Linked DNA regions of Homo sapiens: region 2 is linked to region 1. Evidence: chromatin loops called from intact Hi-C (ENCODE). Cell type or tissue: heart left ventricle. All regions are shown on one strand.

What was found. Hi-C counts contacts between places; a loop is a spot of excess contacts. Peaks named below come from ENCODE experiments on the same cell type or tissue, not always from the same donor. Only the 100,000 strongest peaks of a DNase experiment are listed, where the experiment ranks them.
Region 2: a loop joins it to region 1, with 14 times the contacts of the local background. A loop is called at or near these places in 59 of 110 quality-filtered maps.

What each region holds. Positions count from the first base shown.
Region 1 is chr1:163,065,398-163,073,397 of GRCh38, reverse strand. It overlaps RGS4 (regulator of G protein signaling 4), which reads right to left and starts at 4,037. Exons shown (of 5, transcript NM_005613.6): 1 at 3,870-4,037; 2 at 899-1,003; 3 at 532-593. The coding sequence starts at 3,913. It overlaps LOC124904446 (a long non-coding RNA gene), which reads left to right. Exons shown (of 2, transcript XR_007066703.1): 1 at 1-20; 2 at 121-400. In heart left ventricle, CTCF peaks have their summits at 1,411 (motif pointing left) and 4,015; a DNase peak (open chromatin) is centred at 4,067; H3K4me3 peaks cover 4,433 bases; H3K27ac peaks cover 1,779 bases.
Region 2 is chr1:162,875,083-162,883,082 of GRCh38, reverse strand. No RefSeq gene overlaps it. Among named protein-coding and RNA genes, the nearest start is that of CCDC190, 18 kb to the right of the region's middle. In heart left ventricle, a CTCF peak has its summit at 4,909; no DNase peak of the experiment used is centred here.

The sequences.
Region 1 (8,000 bases):
CTATTTCACATAAAGCTGAGGTACTTGGGGGATAAAGCATGGATTCAAGCAATCCCTTTTTCCCCTGCTTTTTTCAAGTCACCTGGAGTCAGGTAACCCTAATCTGTGTTTGATATCCAGTGGTTCCCAGTTCTACCTAATGATTCTTACTCAAGTTGGAAGCCTCTTTCAAGGAAGTATTTTGCTTCTGAAATGCCTATGCAGCTATCAATTACCAAGGTCAATTTGGGAAAGAGAAACTGAGATTGATTTTGCAAGAAGGTATTGATATTTATCATTTTTTTTCTCTCTTCCGTTTTTCCTTGTGATGAGAGAGATGGTTTTCCACATGGTTCCTGCATAAACTTTTCATTGTATATCACAAAGCTCTAGGGCATATTAAAATTTTAAACAGACTGAATTTAAGACCTAAAGAGTCTCCTGAGTCTGAACATCAGAAAGAAGCCAGGCCTTGCTGCAGTTTCTATTAGACCAGCATAATATAACTTGTCTTATCCAGAGTACCTCATCCCAGGTTGCTGTCAGACTTACATTCATGACTAATCAGGTTTTCCAGTGATTCAGCCCATTTCTTGACTTCCTCTTGGCTCACTCTAGAAAAAATAGAGAGAAACAGAATAATTGGAATGCCATGGTAAAAAAATTGGGGCAAGAAATCTAAGATCCTGAATGAAGGCAAAGATTTTATTTTCCATCGTTATGACAAAATATGTTATTGATGAGGGCAGTTTTTCACTAAATGTATAGAAATTTCAAATGTAGTTATGATCTCCATGAAAATGGAGGCTATCTTGATCCAAATCTGGCTTAACTAGGAGCACAAGTTCCTTCTCACAGAACATCCCCATCATCAGATAGTTAATACTAAGTACATCTTCACCAAGGCCTTTTCTCTTACCTCTGGCAAATAACCACTTTGTCCTTCTTGTTGTGGGAAGAATTGTGTTCACAGGAATCAGATTTTTGCAGCAGGAAACCTAGCCGATGTTTCATATCTTTTGCACTGCACAGAAGAGAAAAAAATGAATAAATAGTAATAACCAGCTTTCTTTAAAAGATACCTAATGGTAGAGCTTGAAGAGTCCATTACTAGTCTATGGCTCAGAGACAGTTTAGGGAACGGGAGTTGGAGTTGGCATGACCTCTGAGGAAAACAAGATTCCTCTTGGTTCCCTATGACTTGCTACAAAACCTTGAGGCAGTCATAACACCATTTCCTTCATCCACAACTGGAATTCTGACCCTTCAGTTTACCTCAGAAACCTGAGAAGCCTTTATATGCCCGTCATTTTGACCAACCGAATATCTTTGGTATCTTCAACAGAACCTGAATCACTGAACACATGAGTGATCTCTGAGTAATTTTTAGGAATCAGAAAGCAGTAGCGGCAAAAGATGCACATCCTTGCTGCACGCCACCTTCTGGCAGGTGATTGCTATTTCCATCTGTTCCCCTGCTGGCAGAGGGAACTGTAGAAGCACCTCGGGAAAGTAAAAGTCTATTCAGTTCCAGCCATGTATGTTGGGGGGGGGGGGGGGGGGCAAGCAGTTCCTGCTGTGAGGTATAGAGGGAGAATACACTGAGGTGCACAGTTCCAGCAGAGGGAAATGGAGCATGGGATGGCGAAAACAAATGCCCAAGCTGAAACCTCAGCTTCTTGGGGCTTCTTTCTAGACAATATCTGCTGCTGCTGCTTTCCTTCTTAATAGCTACTTTAAAGGACATACACACTCTAAAGGGCATTTGAGGCTTAACAGCTATTAGGAGAAGCAGGCTAGAGTCATCACTGAGCTTCCAGTTTATTGCCACCATTTAATAGGTAGCCAGGGCACATTAGAGCTCCTGACTAACTAGAAAAAGGGGGTCTTTTAATAAGCCTTAAGCTCAACTCTCTTACTTTTTATTAAATATCCTCTTGCTTGCATCTCTTTTTATTAAAAAAGTCAAGAAATAGTTTAAAAAGAGAAATACCATTTTAAAAGAAATGAATAACTAAATGTGTCTATTTGGAGTAGGGAAAATAAAGCCTCAAAGATATAAAGACATTTAGGATGGCCACTAATACATTTATGTATGTAGGTTTTCCCAGAAAGTTTGAATTCCATTATGTTCTCTGACTGTCCCTTAAATAGTATTTTCTCTTCCTCGCAAGATTACTTTCCCTCCTCTGCTTCCCTGACTGATGACTGTTCAGGGGATGCAACATCCTTTTTGATTATAACAAGATACAATCCTGAATGTTAGGGTGATTCCAAGGTGATAATGTAAATATATCATGAAGTCCAAATAGAAACGAATTCATATTTCTATGTGCTGGATCCACCTGAGATCCTAGAGTTATTAATCAATGCAGGGGGTAAGTGTGCTTAGCAAGTATTCTTATAATAAAACCATAAAAATAAAAAACAAAATGACTTCAGAAGTTACTGGAGTCAGGAATTCTAGATTTGGTCCTAACTCACCCACCACCTATGTGACCTTGAGAAGGCAATGGCTCCTCTGGAGCCTCAGGCACTGGTGGTAAAGATGTTGGACTAGATGATTTGCAATTTATTGAGGAGGAAAGGGAAGAGCAGTTCATCCTGCTGACATAGAGTTTACCTCCTTAGATTAGCTGCTTAACTCTTTGAGGACAGAGCTCTAGTATTATCTTTTATCTGTTTTGCAAAATATTTACCAGAGCATAACTTTCTCCTGACACTCTTGTATTTTTGTACGGTTCATTTCATATGCAAGTTAAGTGAAGCTTGAAGTAATTTGCTCCACTCCATTCAGAAAATTAAGCGTGAAGGTCAGAGGAACTTATTTCATAGATACTCTCTGCCAGACCCTCCTGCTTCATTTTAAAGAAGCCATCGATACTTCCATACTCCTGAATGACAGAATATTTGGAAAGTAAATGTTTTAATAGTACATAAAAAATTATGTTTTCTGAGATTATTTCCAAAATAAAATTTGTGGTAATTTCTATTTGCAGTGCGATAAGAAAGCAGGTAGTATACCTTTAGGTTGACTTTTTACCTTTGACTGCAAGATTAAGTAATGTAATATGCACTCATTTTGTGTTTAATTTTCAACTGGCTAATATATGATCTTTCTCTGAATGCATTTCTTTATACCTTTTTTGAACAAACCAAAAACAAATGAATAGCTGTATGTCTGTAAGGTCTTTTAAAAAAATCAAGGGAGTATATTAACAAAACAATGTCTTTAAGATGAGATCTTCTACAAAACTATTAACTGATTTGTAATGATCAATATTTCTCAACCAAACTCATATGAGACACTTCAAGAACTAGAGATGGGGCAGAGAGATAAGGAAGATCTGGCTTTAAAACTCATATCTCATTGTAACATTTGCTTATAAGAACATAGAGAGTGAAAGTTACTGCACCACCACACGGAAAGCATAGTGCCTTTCTGATGATGGAGCCAAACCTCATTCTGGGGTACCTTTCCTGAAACAAGTTGTAGCATACAATCAGAAAGCCCAGAGCCAGGCTTCTATGTACTCCAGGGATGCTCAAATAGCAGTAGTAATCACAGATGGAGATATTACAGATCACTGTACATAGCCTCAAACCTCATCTCGCTTCTTAATTAAAACTAGCTTTCTTAGACCTGGCTTAAAGAATAGAACAGTTCTCAAAACTGAGGTCACACAAAACAACACATAAGGGCTGAAATTTGGGGAGCACATGTCTTAAGTCACAATATCTAGCTAGTCTTGGAGGAAAGTTAGAAAGTCGTGCTCTCCTGACCACACTGTTTCTAATTGCACAGAACTAGGTTAGTAAGTACAACATGTAAATAACTGAGAAAGTCTAGCCAAAAGTTTAATATGGTTAATGGCTGAAAGCAATCTTACCTCCTCAAGCAAGAAGCCGGCAGACCTGCAAGCCCTTTGCACATCTTATTTAACAGCTTGGAATTCGCAAGCAGGAAAGAAATGCGGCAGGAGGAGCTGTGGCTTCGGCTTTGAGCGTACTTTGCCTCTTCTCCGGTAAAGATATTGTCAGAATCCTCTGAGCGTCTTCCTGCTAAGCCTGTAGGGGTCTCTTTTATAGCCCAGCTACGACCGTCCAGCCAATCAGACGACCGCTCTGCAGTACCAGCTCCTCTGTCTCCCTCTGCCTCTCCAGCCCCTGAAAGAGATGAGGAAGAAAAGACTGACGCATCAGCAATGTTAAGTGAACGAGCAGAGAAAATCCTTCTGAAAAGTAGGGATATGGGAAAAAATGTACTCAATGTCTCCACCAATGTCAGAGGTTTAGAATTTCTAGAAAAGGAAAAAAAGTGTACAATGCTGCAAAATATAGTTTTTATTCATATGCCTGTAAAAAAAAAATATCAAGGAAGTTGCTTCCTGGAAGGAAAAGTACCAGCAGGAATTCTGGAGCTTACTTAGGAGCTGACTCCCAATGCCTTTCCTCTTTTGGATTAGAAGCATCATATTATACATGGTCCAAGATCTGATCCTCACGATTTCCAAAAGGGAGCTGGCAGGATCATCGTCTCCACGCAGTGATTTGCGGAAGTTGCCTTGGTTGTTATGCAAACAAGAAGGTGGAGAGAAATAGCTGGATGACAGACAGTTATAAGCCCGGCAGCATACAGAAACTACCCTAGGAAAAATAGATTTGCTATATCTGTAATCAACCTGACTGAGGAATACTTTTCTAGAAATCTTGGTAACAACAGAATTCAGCCTAGCACTGACAGTTTCTCCTTCACATGCCTGCGTCCTGTAAAAAGTCTAAACCGGCAGCTCGAGGACCAAAGGAGGGAGTAGATGAGCAAATATACACAGCAATTCTTATATCAAATGGGTTTATGTCTTATGTAATTCTAAGTCTCCAAACTGATATTTCAAAAGATAAAGAAAGAGAGATGTAGAGAGAAAGAGAGAGAGCAGGCAGAAAAATATGTAGTTTGCTTTGCGTATCACCAGCCTTCAAACTGATTGTAAGAATATTAAGCCCTATAGGTGTTTCTGAACACCTAGACAATCAGTATCTTTTACATACAATATCATGAACTGAAATGCCTGCATGGACAGAATCATTCAGGTGTTTCACATCTTATAGCCATAAACCAAATACCTACACCAGAGTTACAGAGGAAAGCTATAAGTGGAAGAAGGGAATTAATTGCTAGATCTGACCAAAACAGCTTTCATTTAGAAAGCAGATAGGTTCCTGATCATAGGCTACAGTGAGCTATACTTTATATATAAGAAACAGAGGCATCAAATAGTTTAGGTGGAAGAGATGAAAAATAGTTGGGTTCCAGTGAGATGCAAAATACCAAAAATATAGAAAGAATGGCACAAAGCAATGCCCATATGTGGCCCTACCCAATACGTGCCCTTGAACATCCCACACTGCCCCCACTACCAACACGTTCCATGACTAGCAGAGCAAGGAGACAGCAGACAAATGTAAAGTGGTGGAGGGACCATAATCTACAGAAGATGCATTTAAATTATAGGAAAAAGTCTCTAGCCGCCCATAAGAGGGCATTTATTGGATTAGCTACTGGGCAACTTTTCCTTGAATTATAACATAGAACAAATGAATGTTGACAGCCATCCTTGATGGTGGTGTGGAAGGAACTGAAGTGCAATATGAAACTAGGAAGGCCCTCAGACCAAGGAAGATGGACCAGGGAAATGAATCAGTCAGAACTGACATTAAAGAGGTCAGACTAATTAAAAGGGAAAGAAGGTCACTCAAAGAAAGACCATGGCCTTCTTTGTTTACCTGGGCACCTAAAAGAGTGATCACTCAAATAGATTGATTTCAGGAACATAAGTGAGTACCCAAAAAGATTTACTGATGCCTGAAATTCCACAATAAAAGTTTTATGTCTTGCACTTAGAATAAGAGAAGCCTGATTTGTCATGAGTTAAATATAAATCACTGCAATAGATGGGACTTTAAAGACAAAATGGGACTTCAAAGGCAATCTAGCCTAACACTCTCATTTCACCAAAAAGGAAATAGAGACCCAGAAAGAGAAAGTGACTTGCTGAGGTTACAGCTTCTTACTAACAGAGCTGGGTCCAGATACAGGTGTCTCGATACTCAGTTATGTGGATTGTCCACCATGCTATCCCATCACTCAACAGTCTTATCAAATAAGGTAAACTGTGTAAATAGAGATATTTCTAAACTACAAAGTGCTAGTCAAATAATTTTTATCATTCTATTATACACAGTATAGAACATAACCCAAAATTAATTTTACACATTTTATTCAAGGAGTGTTCACTTGCCCAATTTGTTCTTGCTCCTTGAAAGCAGGAGCTGCTGCTTTCAAGACATATTAACTAACATGTCTCTAACTTTGTGCTTAGCTCATTACTCTGTTCAGGCATTTCATGTTTACTCACTTCTTTGACTATTAAATCTTGCTTTCTTAGGAGTTTTAAGACTTTTAAAAAAGTGTTTGTAAAACGCTTCACATGAGTTAACTTACTTTTTCACTGTGGGACTTGCAGATTGTGTTTGAGGAGGCGAGGACTGGTACATCATGATACCTTGACAACCTTCCACCTTCTTTCTCTGATATGCACAAAGCATCAAATTCTGTTATTCTATGATTTGTCATTCCTGAATGACTCTGGTAGTGTGGAAGAGCTTTACTCTCAAAAGATCTACTTTTTATTTGTTCATTTGTTTAAGAAATATCTTTTGACCACCTACTCTGTATCAGGTGCTGTTTGAAGCAGTACCTGATACAAGCAGATAAAATCTCCGCTCTAGTAGAGTTTTCATCTCAGTAGAAGGAGTCAGAAAATAAACAAATCAGGTGATTCCAGATTTTGACCTGTACCATGAATAAAATGGGCAGGTGATGTGCTAGAGAGTAATCAGATGGTGAAGGGCTAATTCAGCCAAGGTGGTCAGGAAAGCCCTCTTTGAAGAGGTGGTATCTAAAATGAGATTTGATGGGTGAGAAGGAGAAAGCAATGCAAGAAGCCTAGGAATTAGTATTCCAAATAGAAGTAAGAGCAAGTGCGAGTGTTCTTTATCTAAATTGGGAAAGAACATAGCCATAAAAAAGAATGAAATCATGCCTTTTGCAGCAGCCTAGATAGAACTGGGGGCCATTATCATAAGTAAAACAAGACAGACACAGAAAGACAAATATTGCATGTTATCACTTATAAGTAGGAGCTAAATAATGTGTACACATAGATGTAGAGTGTGGAATGATGGACAATGGAGCCTCAGAAGGATGAGGGGGCAAGAAGTCAGCGGATGGTGAGAAATTACTTAAGGGGTACAATGCACATCATTCAGGTGATGAATACCCAGGGGGCAAGAAGTCAGCGGATGGTGAGAAATTACTTAAGGGGTACAATGCACATCATTCAGGTGATGAATACCCAGGGGGCAAGAAGTCAGCGGATGGTGAGAAATTACTTAAGGGGTACAATGTACATCATTCAGGTGATGAATACCCTAAAAGCCCTGATTTTATCACTATACAACCTATGCATCTAAAAAGATTTCACTTATAACCCATAAATATATACAAATTTTAAAAATTAAAAAAAAATGGGAAAGAACAAGAAGGGGCCAGCATAGCTAGAGAATTGAGAACAAGATGAAAGTAGCATAAAAGGAGATGGAAAAGTAAACGATAGATCGTGCAAGGATTTGTAGGCTGTGGTCAAGAGGCTGGACTTTATCAGAGTGCAGTGGAAATCCATGGAAGAAACAGAAGCAGAGGAGGGGTCTCATCTGATCATTCTGACTCTTGTGAAAGAAAGACTGAGATGAGTGGGCAGAGTGTGGAAGCAGGGAGACCAGTTAGCAGAGTTAGCAGTTTGATTCCTGTTTCGTCGATTATATATATATTTATTATTATATAGTAAGTCCTCAATGTCATCAATAGATTATTGGAAACAGTGACTTTAAGTGAAACAAGGTACAGCAGGTCCTTGAATGCCATCATTTCATCAATGCCATTTCATTATAACGTTGATGAG
Region 2 (8,000 bases), 190 kb after region 1:
TTTTGATCCTAGCACTGGTTTCAACCGAGTCACTGTGGGCAGGTCATTTTATATGTCTGCATCTCAGTTCGTCTCCCAGAAAATGAGGTCAACAGGACAGGAATGCTAAAGTGTCTCACTACTCTGAAAATCTGTGGCTCCTCACAATAGGTACATTCCTGAAAATACATTCCAAACCTGGTTTCCACATGTCAGATTATATAGGATACCTGCATGTCTCTGACTGCATGTGGCTCGATGACTTCCAAGATATTCTCAATATCTCCGTGGTCAACGGGAAGTGGATCTGGTGTTTTAAGTTGTTTGTTGGACCAAAGGCCATCCCTGTGAGTACACTGATTGTCAGACTTAGAGCACATATGTTGACTAAGTTTAACTGGAAGTTTTGCAAGTTTTCTCTAAGGAAAGCCCTGTATTCTGCCATCACAGACAGGGAAACAGAAATCAGAGGCACTGGAGTCGGATATTTGGTTTGAGCTTTGGTCTTTGTGCACTGGGGTCAGGGAGAAGATGGGAGGAGGAAGGCAGCTTGCCAGGAGTGGAGATGAGTATCTCAGACACATGCAGAATGTGGCATAAACACTCCTTTAAATTCCTGTTGTCGTCACTTTCCCCAAAGGGACATCTCCTGCACCCCAGCCAGCTACGTGCCTCCCTGCATTCTCAGCCAGATGCAGGTTGGCCAATGGGGCCGCCATCTGGTCTCTGAAAGCCCATTATAGCCATAACAGGCAGCTGAATCTAGTTATAAATGCCAGCCTCTCTCAGCCTGGCTGTCTCAGGCTTGAAATCACACACTTAGGAAGCGTCTGCTTGGTACAGAAACACCTCTCCCATGGGAACTAAGGGAGGAGAAATCTCCAGGGACATGGACACAGGTACACAGGCTGCGGGCAGAATGAGGTTCTGGACAAGGTGAAGAAGCTCTTTCCTTTCACCCCACGCCCTGCTCTGTTATCTTCCCTTGCTTACCTGTGAGGAGCACGTACACACAGATACACCCCTGGAATGATTCTCTTAGAAATACTGTAAGAAATGGGGCTTTGTTTAAAGCAAGAGCAGGTAAGGGACCTCAGAACATCTAGGACTGTCAAGCAAAGAGCTGCCTGCACTAGTAGTAGCCAGGTCCACAGAGAGCCCAGGCCTTAGGTCACAGGGATAGGAGGCTGATGTGGAGGCCACTGGGGCCCTCGGGGCTAGGGCCAGGAGTGGGCAAGTGCTGTGAGAAAACACCATTCTCACTTCCACCGTTCTTCTGTGATCCTGTGAAAGGCCAGATGCAGCCACATAGGAGCTGCTGGGCACTCAGAGGATGGAATGCATAGGAGCAAATCTCACCATCCACTGCTCTGGATGGCGCAGCGTCCACATGCACGTCCCTTTCCAATGAGGAGCCAGGGTCTTCCCTCAGTGTGCCAGCTCTGATGTTCAAAATAAAGGTTTAAGGCAACAAAAGCCCTGAGAAGTCCAGAATGTCCCCTCATTCCTGTCCTGACGGGCTGAGTGCCCTGCTGCACTTCACCAGGCTTTGTTGAAGCCTTCACATGTTTTTTGCTTCCATGACTAGCACAGCCCCGTCCCCCTGCCTGGAATGCCCTTCCTGCTCTATCCCTCCTCATCAACTCTGCTGGAAGCAGAAGAGTGGTCAACAACACAACCTCTGAATGTTAGACTGCCTGGGTTCAAATCCGAACCTCCCTATGTGCCTTTCCTTTAGCATGAGGAGGAGGATGATATAGTAGTTACTTCATAAAGTTGTTTTAAGAGACAATATATGTAAAGGGTTTAAAACAGTGTCTAGTCCATATTAAAAAGAGAAGGGACACCTGTCATTATTCCACAAAGACCTTTTTGAGTCTTCTCTCATCTTGTTATAGCCATTCTTCCTAAAAATTCCTGATTAGATCCCATTTGTCAATTTTGGCTTTTGTTGCCACTGCTTTTGGTGTTTTAGACATGAAGTCCTTGCCCATGCCTATGTCCTGAATGGTAATGCCTAGGTTTTCTTCTAGGGTTTTTATGGTTTTAGGTCTAACGTTTAAGTCTTTAATCCATCTTGAATTAATTTTTGTATAAGGTGTAAGGAAGGGATCCAGTTTCAGCTTTCTACATATGGCTAGCCAGTTTTCCCAGCACCATTTATTAAATAGGGAATCCTTTCCCCGTTGCTTGTTTTTCTCAGGTTTGTCAAAGATCAGATAGTTGTAGATATGCGGCATTATTTCTGAGGGCTCTGTTCTGTTCCATTGATCTATATCTCTGTTTAATTGACAAATGGGATCTAATTAAACTAAAGAGCTTCTGCAGGGCAAAAGAAACTACCATCAGAGTGAACAGGCAACCTACAAAATGGGAGAAAATTTTCACAACCTACTCATCTGACAAAGGGCTAATATCCAGAATCTACAAGGAACTCAAACAAATTTACAAGAAAAAAACAAACAACCCCATCAAAAAGTGGGCAAAGGACATGAACAGACACTTCTCAAAAGAAGACATTTATGCAGCCAAAAAACACATGAAAAAATGCTCACCATCACAGGCCATCAGAGAAATGCAAATCAAAACCACAATGAGATACCATCTCACACCAGTTAGAATGGCAATCATTAAAAAGTCAGGAAACAACAGGTGCTGGAGAGGATGTGGAGAAATAGGAACACTTTTACACTGTTGGTGGGACTGTAAACTAGTTCAACCATTGTGGAAGTCAGTGTGGCGATTCCTCAGGGATCTAGAACTAGAAATACCATTTGACCCAGCCATATATACCCAAAGGACTATAAATCATGCTGCTATAAAGACACATGCACACGTATGTTTATTGCGGCACTATTCACAATAGCAAAGACTTGGAACCAACTCAAATGTCCAACAATGCTAGACTGGATTAAGAAAATGTGGCACATATACACCGCAGAATACTATGCAGCCATAAAAAATGATGAGTTCATGTCCTTTGTAGGGACATGAATGAAATTGGAAATCATCATTCTCAGTAAATTATCACAAGAACAAAAAACCAAATACCACATATTCTCACTCATAGGTGGGAATTGAACGATGAGAACACATGGACACAGGAAGGGGAACATCACACTCTGGGGACTGTTGTGGGGTGGGGGGAGGGGGGAGGGATAGCATTAGGAGATATACCTAATGCTAAATGACGAGTTAATGGGTGCAGCACACCAGCATGACACATGTATAGAGATGTAACTAACCTGCACATTGTGCACATGTACCCTAAAACTTAAAGTATAATAATAAAAAAAAATTCCTAATTAGAAGGGTCACATTTTTTTTTAGTTGTTAATTTAGACACCTGTCTCCTTTCCTCATCTTTGAGCTTCTCAAGGAACAGGATCATAGCTTATTAATTTTTGCCACCTTCGGTACAGAGTTTGGCATTAAGCAGGTGTATTTGAAAGTGTATTGAATTAAATTTATTGAAAAACTTCAACTAATAATAATACTTTTCATTTCATGGATGATAACTGTGTGCTAGGAGCTTTACTTGAATTGGTAAGTCTTTACATTTAAAATCATATATTTTTCTCCTGGCTCACAAGTTTGGCTCTCAGAAATATGAAGGAAAATGCTACTATAAACAGTTGAGGACTTAAAGAAAAAGAACTAATTGGAGAAGTAGAATTAAATACAAATATTGATCCTCGAGAGAGAGAGAAATGTAGGAAAAAAATTGTTGTCTAGAAGTTTATTAACACAAAAGAAGGTGATTCTGTGTGGTCAGTTGGGTCTTTAGGAAGGCTGGTTTAAGTCCAGAAAAGAGCGATATATAACTTAGAGACATGTCTAAAGAGAGAAGGAAGTCCTTCAAAATAATTGAAAAATAAGGAAGAAAGTAGATCAGCACAAAACAAACCAAAGTGGATGCATGTGGTGCTCCGAAGTGAGCTCCAGTTATAAGTAGCAGAAAATGAAAGAAGCTCAGTCACATCCAATGTGACCTAGGCTGCGAGGACAGGTATTAGTAAGGCCAAAGTCTGGAGCCAGTTGAGGCAGAAGGAAAACGCTAAAGAGAGCCACAGAGGTTCTTTCTCTCAGTGGGAAGAGGCTATTGTCCAATATTCAGATAGACAGAAAGGATAGTTCCGCGGCTTAGGAAGGGACGTCATCTTGACAGATAACAGAGAGAAGGAAGAACAACTCAGCTCTTGTTCACCTTCATTCTCTCCATTAAGGATAAGCATCAGCAAATTAGGAAGTGGAAAACAAGCATTTTCAAGAGGGAATTGATGACCAAAATGAGTGAAACGATAGTGAGAAAACCCTTAGCAAGTTAAAAGAACTCAAATCCCATGCCCAGGTAAATTTTATAATGACGGTCATCACAAGTCACATTTCTTTGGCATTCTATGGCTTTAAAAAAGTCCTTTCCCTCTGTTATCACATTTTATGAATTTAACGTCAAAATGGCTTCTAGAGTTCAGAATGAAGAGTTGACATGAACCTTTAGGCAGAACCCTCTAGAAACAATTTTTTTGACTGACACAGAAGAGTAGTCCTCATTTCATTTTAGCAACCAAGAAGAGAGAATTCAAACCCGTGGCATGATTTTGCCCTTTTAAAAAGTTTTTTTTTTAATGTTTCCTAACTTCCATCATGCAAAAAATAACTTCAGCTAAGTCATCTTAAGAAAAATGAAAACCCCCTTTAATGAAACAGCATGTTGTGGGCATTAGGAGAAGCAAATGTTACATGTAAAAGAAAGGTGAAGGAAAGGAGAGAGGTCTTACTTGTTGGGCCAAACAGGAGCTCATGCTCTCTTCTGACTTACCCCACTGAGGTTCATGCCCAGGGCCCAGACACTTCCAATGTCCTGAGTTCCTGCTCAAAGGTTTTGCGCACAGAGAGTGGTTTAGGAGCGCCACCCCATGTCAGACTCAGAAACTACAACAAGTTTTCACAAGTCCTGAAGAATCACTTTAACTAGACGTATCCAACTGAAATTCTGGCCATAGCCTAATTTCAAGCCTATGGTTATTTCCCTAGTCCATGCAACTGAATTCCAACACAGATTTAATAGTCTCTATTGAATGATTTAAAAAACTGTGCTAGGCAAAATAGAATCATGAGACTGGATGGTATCATTACCATGATGTTAAGTGACACTAAGTTCTCCTTTGACTATGCAAGTGGCCTAAAGATTCAGGTGTTTCAAAGTGGAAGCCCTCTCATTCCCTCACTGTCTTCCTGTCCTTTATCCCCCTCTCTGCAGTTCTCCATCCTCTCTTGGACCCTCCCCATCTTTACGGCCCATGCTTCAGGGAATAACAAAGCCTGGCCCCAAAACCCTTGTTGAGTCTCAACAATTCTGCCATCTCAAGCATCCATTGAATTTCCAGAGAATTTTCCTTGGCCCAGCATTTTCTGAATTTAGAGTCAGGAAATGATATGCATTGGTCCTAGGTATGAGGAGAGGAAGTGGACGATGGCTGAGGGTGTGTAGGTGTTGTAAAGGAGAGTGTAATGATGTGGGATGGGCTGTAGGTGTTTCCACTTTAACACACTCTCTCCATCATATTGCTTCCTAATTTACTTAAAATGGTAACACATTTTGCTCAATCAGACATTTTCTCCCATTGACCATACCGACTAACTTGCATATTCCTTGTAAAAACAAAACCTGCCTTTAATTCCACTTGCAAAATAACAATTCTGACTTTATTGTGTTTAAAGTAAATTTGGCTTCTTCTTTTCTTTAATTACAAATGGTCCCAACCATGGCAGTGCCAGAATTCCAGAATGGATGACCAAGGGCTGGAGTGGAATCCCTGGCTCTAGAACTTCTTTAGAAATTAACAGATGTGAAGGTAAAAGGTGTACAATCTTAAAGGGCTCAGGTTTCTTCTCAGCAACATCTTTGAGAAATAACCCAGTAGGTGTAGTTTCATGCCTTAGTCCATCCAGGCTGCTATAACAAGATACCATAAACTAGGCAGTTTAGAAACAAAAGAAACTTATTCCTCACAGTTCTGTAGGCTGGAAAGTCCAAGACCAAGGTGCTAACAGTTTTTGGTGTCTGATGAGTGTTTCCTGGTTCACAGATGGCCATTTTCCTGTGTGTCCTCACATGACAGAAGGGAGGAGGGAGTTCTCTGGGGCCTCTCTTCTAAGACACTAATCTCACTCATGAGAGAGAGCTCCACCCTCAGGACCTAATAACCTTCCAAAGGCTCCACCTCTAAATACCATCACATTGGGGATTAGGTTTCAACATACGAATTTTGGGAAGACACAAACATTTAGTCCATAGCACCTGAACTGCTTTCCCCGTGCAAAAGATGGAGTGAATGAGAATCGGATGGAAGTAAGGGGAGAGACACAGCAGTGAAGAGCACAAAAGCAGTAAATTCGTCTGCAGGATGTGGTGTGGGGGAACACTCACAGGTGCTCTGCCCCAGTTGCTTCTATCCTTTAAGAGCTTCAAATTCAGCTGTTTGCATTTCCAAGCCATTCCCAGGCTTCTCTTCTTTAATGGAGGGAAGACTCAATGAAGTTTGAAGCTAAGGGAATCTTTAATTTGCCAATTTCAGGGACTGCATCAGATAAGATCATAAAACGTAGGGTGGTGACATCAGATTCTCTACTCAGGATAGTTGAGTTCAAAGTTGGTCTTGGCTCCCTTGAAGCAAGAAAGAAGGTCAGGCTTTCTGGGGAGACCTGTAGGTTTTGCTGAGGAGTGGGCATGACCCTCCTCTCTGATGCTGTTGCACCCCACTCCCAGAAGATCTCTTCTGTAAGGTTCACAGGTGCTGCTGGTTGGTATCCTCCCCACTTTCTTTCCCTTTATCAGGTGCTGCAGTAAAACTCGGGATGCTTTGGAAATTTTCTAAGACCCCAATTCTTCTAAAGATGGGTTTGGCAAGAGGTAGCCTCTAAAACCCAGCTCCCAAGCATAAGAAGAGGATTTGTAAAAAATATTGGGCATAGAATGAGCATGGGCTGGCTCAGTTAAAAAAAAAAAAAGATAGGCTGAGACAAATGGGTTAGGGATAATAAAAAAGGGAGGTACCCAGTGGCCAAAACAGAAGCATTTCATTAGCAAGTTTTTTCTCCTTCGAGAGCAGGCAGAAGTACTTCAAAATGATAATAGGTTGATGAGATTACAATGATTTTTTGAACTATTTTTCCTAAACTTTATTTTCCAGATTTCTTGCAATAAACAAATCTCAATTTCATACTCACCAAATATTAAACATGACTATGAATAAGAGATCTTTTATATCAGTATTTATTAAATTTATTTCTAAGTTATAATGATTTCTATTTTCTACCTTTGATAGTAGGTGGCGACCAAATTTAACTTTTCTTTGATGATGGGGATATTGGAGGGCATGGTGTTCACTGATGTCAATATAATTTTTCATTACACAATACTTATAAAGAATCTGGAATCTGAATCCTTTTGTCACTGCTGCCATAACTAGAGGTGCATTTCCATAGCAAACATCTAATTCTAAGGCTAAAGAATTTTATTTCTCAAGCAAAGACATACTATTGGAAGGTTTTAATCAATGGAATGACGTGAAGATTAATCTGGTACTGTGAGAAGGGACCAAAGTAGAGAAATCAATTAGGAGTCCATTATCATGGTTTAGACATAAGGAATCAAAAGGAGGATGGCATTGATATTAAGGAAGAAATGGAAGCAGAGGATACTGTAATGAGGCAGTTAAGAGGGCTTAGTAATGGATACATGTATCAAGGGAAACAGAAGGATCAGTGATGATGACAAGCCCAAGGATCTGGAATAATGAGGGTATTAGCAACAGAAATAAGTTAATCAAATGGTGAAGATGCTACATTAAGACGCATGTCATATTACTGGAAATGTTATAACAATAGATTAATAAGACATGTTGGTAATTAAAATAGCATGATTCCTAGTAGTGAATACAGTAAAGATTAAGATAGCAGCAATTTTTAATGTAAAAATCTACAAATTATATATTTGTGAATATTGGAAATAAAAA